Regions from separate parts of the Homo sapiens genome. Here region 1 is linked to region 2. Evidence: chromatin contacts called from ENCODE Hi-C or POLR2A ChIA-PET data. All regions are on one chromosome and are shown on one strand. The core of a region is the stretch at or near the end of the contact, and the rest is flanking DNA. Distances in the headings are between cores, read along the strand shown.

The links. A loop is a pair of places that touch in the nucleus more often than their neighbours do. ChIA-PET counts read pairs that join two places held with the same protein, here RNA polymerase II (POLR2A). Pooled maps may share reads with other maps.
Region 1: a loop to region 2 is called in a pooled map, with 4 times the contacts of the local background. The contact joins the promoter of NSMCE1-DT here to the enhancer-like site in region 2. A Hi-C loop is called at or near these places in 2 of 50 pooled maps. POLR2A ChIA-PET finds 5 or more read pairs at or near these places in 2 of 52 experiments (AG04450 and Panc1).

The regions. Positions count from the first base shown.
Region 1 is chr16:27,266,573-27,269,701 of GRCh38, forward strand. It overlaps NSMCE1-DT (NSMCE1 divergent transcript), which reads left to right and starts at 1,633. Exons shown (of 5, transcript NR_037184.1): 1 at 1,633-1,672. It overlaps NSMCE1 (NSE1 component of SMC5/6 complex), which reads right to left and starts at 2,200. Exons shown (of 8, transcript NM_145080.4): 1 at 2,134-2,200. RefSeq lists a silencer at 2,094-2,173.
Region 2 is chr16:24,661,120-24,664,368 of GRCh38, forward strand. LINC01567 (long intergenic non-protein coding RNA 1567) reads right to left here. Exons shown (of 3, transcript NR_122072.1): 3 at 303-2,885. It also overlaps a transcript of TNRC6A not described here. Among named protein-coding and RNA genes, the nearest start is that of LINC01567, 8.3 kb to the right of the region's middle. RefSeq lists an enhancer at 1,685-1,914. Within about 2 kb of position 1,957, at least 3 of the 41 ENCODE cell types and tissues checked have a DNase peak (open chromatin) inside an H3K27ac peak, as active enhancers do.

The DNA.
Region 1 (3,129 bases), core at 383-2,882, 2.6 Mb after region 2:
CGTCACTGCACTCTAGCCTGGGCGACAGGGCGAGACTCTGTCACAAAAAGAAAAAAAAAATTACTTTTTTTAAAAAAATTAATTAAAACAGTTTATTGGCTTTAAATGTACATCAGTAAATTTTTAAATGCTAAAAAGTTATGATAAAATAATACAGAACCAAAACATCAAAGAAAATAGAGGCTCAGCAGCATGATTTCAATATATTTTCCCGGATAAACAGATTTTTTTTCTAAGTATATGCCTTTTTATTCAAGAACAAAAACTCCCTAAATTCAATGTTTAGAACTGAATTTTTTTTAACTAAGCCCAGAAAACTGGGGCTCATAAAATAAGGCATAATGTGGGCAGCAAAAGAAAAAAGGAGAAAAAAAATGGGAGAAAAATTGGTTTTAATCCCATGTATAATATAGGTTGGCTGGTTTTGTTTTTGTTTTAGCCAATTTAAGGCAGAATTATCTCTCTGCAACCTTGCAGATAAATCCTAGTGTTTTAGCCATAAGTTTCAAGAGTTCATATATACAGATAAACCAATTAAAAAAACCTTTTCGAAGGCTTTTGAAGCATTATATAAATCTTTAAAATTCCTATCACCCACATTTTAAGAAATACATCTATACGTTTAAATTTATTATTAAATTAATTAAATGCATTAATTAAATCAATTTATTTAAATTTAATAATTTTAAAATAGAAATGTTTGTGGAATAAGTAAATCTCAGTCATACCATTCGTGCGGGTGCTAACACAATTCTAGTGCTTCACATGCCCGACCTCATTTAACCCAAACCAGAACAACCTTATGAGCAAAGGGTCACTGACCCCATCTTACAGATGAGGAAACTGAGACTAAGAGGGCACAAGGTGACACACAAGAGTTGGTGGCAGAGATAGACGTGACCATACAACAGCACAGTTCCTGTTTTCAAGGACACTCTCTATCCAGCGAGAGTGAGAAAAGTGAGTGAACAGAACAACTACAATCCAGGTCCCTCATCTGCAACCCTCAAATCTAAAAAGGTATGAATACTAGTGGATGATCGGATGCAGGGGAAAAAAAAAAAAAAGTCTGAATACCAAAACTTGTTTAAGTTGGAAAACTTGACCTGACTTAAGGTGAGGCTATTTATGGTTATTTATCCCAACAGTGTAAATATATGCATTTTTTTTTTTGAGACGGAGTTTCGCTCTTGTTGCCCAAGCTGGAGTGAAGTGGCACGATCTTGATTCACTGCAACCTCCGCCTCCCGGGTTCAAGCGATTCTCCTGCCTCAGCCTTCCGTCTCAGCCTCCCGAGTAGCTGGGATTACAGGCACGCACCACCACGCCCGGCTAATTTTTTGTATTTTTAGTAGAGACAGGGTTTCACCATATTAGCCAGGCTGGTTTCGAACTCCGAACCTCAGGTGATCCGCCCCCCTCAGCTTCCCAAAGTGCTGGAATTATAGCCGTGGGCCACCGCGACCAGGTCAATGTAATATATGCGTATCTTCATAACTTTAGCTGTGGAAAGGGTCGTGTATTTGATTACAAGCCGCTGCTCCAGCCCCCTCTGAGGGTGAAACCTAACATAGAACATAGGGACTTTACCTTTCCAAACTCCGAGAACTCCTCGATTTTAAACGCATCTGGCCTCGGGGCTGTAACATAAGCGGCTGCGGACTTGTACAAAGTAAGAAACTCCGTACACAAAACAGAGGGGAGCACGGAGGGCGGCGGGACAAAGAGGGTGGTCGGCAAAGGCTGTATTTTCCATAGATGTAATCACAGTTTGAATCGAATTTTATATTTTGCTTTTTCACCTGTTACAATGAAAAGTATCTTTACCTGTTAAATCGTAATTACGATTAAAAATATTTTTCACTAAATAGTAAGATTTTTAGATGTCTGCGTGTGTGTTGCGGGAGGACATCCCAGTCCGCTGTTTTCTGCGGCCCCTGTCTGGGCCTCAGTTTCCCCATCAAGAAGGGGGAAACCCCAAGACCCCAGTCCCCGAGTTCCACAGCCCACGGGGACCGACCCCGGGGCCGGACCCCACTGCCTGTCTCGCCCACCCCACCTTCCGTCCTCCCCTCGCCTTCCTTGAAGTCCCTCTTCTTTCCCCTCCAACCCCTAGCTCCCCACGTTACCCACCAGGGAGCCCAAGCGCATCCCAGGCCGCGCTAGCGGATACGGTCGCAAGGTGGACTCTTCTTCCTTTGAGGCGGGGCGAACGCGAACGCGGCGTTCCCATTGGTGGCCTGCGGCTTATTCGCCCGTCCGTTGAGTGACGCACTTCCGGTTCTCCGTTTGCGCCATTGCCCTGGTGGTTCCGCCTCGTGGGTTAGATCCCAAATTACGCCCGCTCTCGATCCTTAATAATGGGAAGGGGCTTCCACTTGTCGCCCTCCGCCTCCTGCACCTCAGTGACTTCCCTGACCAAGGAGGAAGAATTGGCGTGCAGCCTGGGCTTCCCTCAATGGCCACCATTCCGCTGGCACAATGTAGTGCCCTGCCCCGGGCCTCAGTTTCCCCATCTGTGGAACTGAGTGTGGCCTCGACGTCAAAAATGTGGACTCTGGTCCGGTCGCGGTGGCTCACGCCTGTAAGTAATCCCAGCACTTTGGGAGACCAAGGCGGGCCGATCACTTGAGGTCAGGAGTTCGAGACCAGCTTGGCCAACATGGTGAAACCCCCGTCCCTACTAAAAATACAAAAAGTAGCCGGGCGTGGTGGTGTGTGCCTGTAATCCCAGCTACCCGGGAGGCTGAGGCAGGAGAATCACTTGAACCCGAGAGGCAGAGGTTGCAGTGAGCCAGATCGTACCACAGCACTCGAGCCTGGGTGACAGAGCTCAAAAAAAAAGAAAAGAAAAATGTGGACTCTGTGGTCATAGAGCCTGATCTAGAATCCTGGCTCTGCCACTTACTAGTTGGCAGGCGCTTGGGCAAGTCACTGAGCCTCAGTTTCCTCTTCCATTAAATGAGGATATTAGTTCTTGCAAAATAGTGTTGGTGAGATTTACAAGAGATAATAACACCTATATCAGGTGCTTAGCATGGCCATTGAAAAGTGTCACATGGGAGTGCTGATTATATGTTAACTGTTATCTTACCTAGGGATTGTGAGAAAGCAAGTGAAATTACTCGT
Region 2 (3,249 bases), core at 707-3,206:
TTTTTGTTATGTGGATGAATTATGTAGCGATGAATTCTGAGATTTTAGTGCGCCTGTCAAAGGAGGAGTGTACATTGTACCTAATGTTCAGTTTTTTACCCTTAGCCTCCCTCCCACCCTTCCCCTTCTGAGTCTCTCAAGTCCATAATATCACTGGGTAAGGTATGTCTTTGCTTATACTTTTAATTTCAGTTTTCCTAAGAAACTGTATGGCATATTTTTTTTGTTTTCAACCAAAGTCAGGTTTTGCCTTTTTGACCTCACCTAAAAGTCTTTCTCTTTAAATTGCTTTGTTTTGTTTTGTTTTGTTTTGGAGACAGAGTCTCACTCTGTCCCCGGTCTGGAGTGCAGTAGCGCCATTTTGGCTCACTGCAACCTCCGCCTCCCAGGTTCAAGCGATTCTTCTGCCTCAGCCTCCCGAGTAGCTGGAATTACAGGCACCTGCCACCACACCCAGCTAATTTTTGTACTGTTAGTAGAGACGGGGTTTCAACATGTTGGCCAGGATGGTCTCGATCTCTTCACATCGTCATCCGCCCGCCTCGGCCTCCCAAAGTGCTGGGATTACAGGCATGAGCCACCTCACCTGGCCTACATCCTTATTCTTTACAGCATAATATTCTGTAGTGTAAATGTGTCACACTTTACCATACTCTTATTGAGGGTGCAATTAACTCATTAATGGATCAAGTAATTAATGCCCAGTGTGGCAAGGAAACAGAGACACGATCATGTTTCTACAGTACTGGTAGAGTTTTTAACTGATACAGTCCCCAAAAGGTATAAGATATCAAAGATCTTAAAAACATATGTACTCTGTAGTCCTAGTTGCTTAGGAGGCTGAGGAAGGAGGACTCCTAGAGCCCAGGAATTCAGTGGTGCGGTGAGCTATGATTGCACCACTGCACTCCAACCTGGGCAATGGAGTGAGATACTGCCTCTAAAAACCAAGCAACCAACATACAAAAATCTGTGCTCTTTAATTCATGTATAGAAATTCCACGTATAAAAATTCCATGTATAGAAATTTATCTTAAGATAATTATATGGCTGGGCACGGTGGCTCATGCCTATAGTCTCAGCACCTTGGGAGGCTGAGGCAGGAGGATTACTGGAGTCCAGAAGTTCCAGAACAGCCTAAGCAACATGGTGAGACATCGTCTCTATTTAAAAAAATACAAAAAAACTCCCCGTCTCTATAAAAAGTACAAAAAGTTAGCCAGGCGTGGTGGCGCACACCTGTGATCCCAGCTACACAGGAGGCTGAGACTGTGGAATCACTTGAGCGTGGGAGGCTGAGGCTGCAGTGAGCCATGATCGTGCCGCTGTACTCCAGCCTGGGTGTCAGAGCAAGACCCTGCCTCAGAAAAAAACAAAAAAAAAAGGATAATTAGATAATTATAGAAGAGCCTAATGATTACTCTGCAAGAATCATTATGGGTGCCTTATTTGGAAGCGTAAAAATGTTGGAAATAACCCAAATATCCAGCATTAGGGGAAATGGTTGAGAAAATTACAAATCCATCCAGTGGAATCTACAGGGCCATTAGCAGTGCAAGCAGGTGGTGAAGGGACCTTCATCTTATTTGCAGAGAGGCCATGCATAGGCATGCTAGCAGGTGTATTTTTCATTGTACTTTCACTGACCTTACAATATGTGGAAATGGTTCTTCAATTCTGGCAATAGAATAACTCCTCGTCCTGGTTCTGGTGAAGGCATGACAGCTGTGGGCATGCATGTGTGTGCTGGTGTATATGCACACACACATACATGCTCAAACTCTTAAACAGGAGCTTCTGCAAACGTGTAATAAGCTGGAGAAAGTCATTTTCATCAGCATCACCTCCATGAAGAGCACTGGGTTTATTTGAAAGAAATTTCTTGATGAATTGCTTAGAAGAGGATATGAGATCACAAATGATCTCAGTGTGTTCAGAACTGCCTTGCAAGAGGCAAGCAGGGGCCTCTTTCAGTTTACTCCAGAGGAAGTGAGAAAACAGAAGAGGGAGTGGGAAGATGTGTCGGGGAGTCCCCAAGACACGCTCAGGTATGACGATTTGCTGCAAAGAATCGCAGAACTCAAAAAAGCTGTTGTATTCACAGTTACAGCTTAACACAGTGGAAGGATGCGGATTAAAAATCAGCAAAGGGGCCAGGCGCGGTGGCTCATGCCTGTAATCCCAGCACTTTGGGAGGTCGAGGCCGGCGGCCTTGTCACTTGAGCTCAGGAGTTCGAGACCAGCCTGGCCAACATGGCAAAACCCCGTCTCTACTAACATATAAGAATTAGCCAGGCATGGTGGTTGGCACCTGTAATCCCAGCTCCTTGGGAGGCTGAAGCAGAAGAATCACGTGAACCTGGGAGGTGGAGGTTGCAATGAGCCGAGATCCAGCCACCGCACTCCAACCTTGGTGACAGAGTGAGACTCCATCTCAAAAATAAATAAATAGATAAACAAAATCAGCAAAGGAAAAAGGTGCTCAGGGCAGAATCCAGGCAGGAGCTTGCAGCTGTACCCTCCTAGATAGTCATATGTGCAGTGCTTAAGTCTCCCAGCAATGATGTGTGACAACACACGCAAAACACTGCCAACCAGGGGAACTCACCTGAGCCTTAGTGTCCATGGCTTTTCTTGGGGATCAGTTACCCAGTGTCCAGCCCCTCCAGAGGTCAGGCTGATACAGCATGACCGCAGGCACCCACCATAAATCATGTTGTTAGCATCAACTACCCGGCATGGCCCAAGGCCCCAGATATACAGAAGCCCTCTTATCAGGCAGAATATTTTAAGCCGTTAGCAGTTATCCTGCAGGAACAGGTGAAGAGCCAGTCCTTCCTCTGAGATGTGCAGGGTTTAACCATCCCAAGCCTCTTGAGATAACCCTGTAGTGAACAGAAGAGAAGGGGAAATGAAGGTAAGGAGGCTGGGAGTGGTGGCTCATACCTGTAATCCCAGCACTTTGGGAGGTGGAAGCAGAGGCGGGTGGATCACCTGAGATCAGGAGTTTGAGACCAGCCTGGCCAACACGGCGAAACCCCATCTCTACTAAAAATACAAAAATTAGCTGAGCATGGTGGCGCTCACCTGTGATCCCAGCTATTCGGGAGGCTGAGGCAGGAGAATCGTTGCACCTTGGAGACGGAGATTGCAGTGAGCTGAGATCATGCCACTGCACTCCAGTGTGGGGGACAGAGTGTGACCCAAATAATAATAAAATTCCAAATAATAAATAAATAACAATATTTA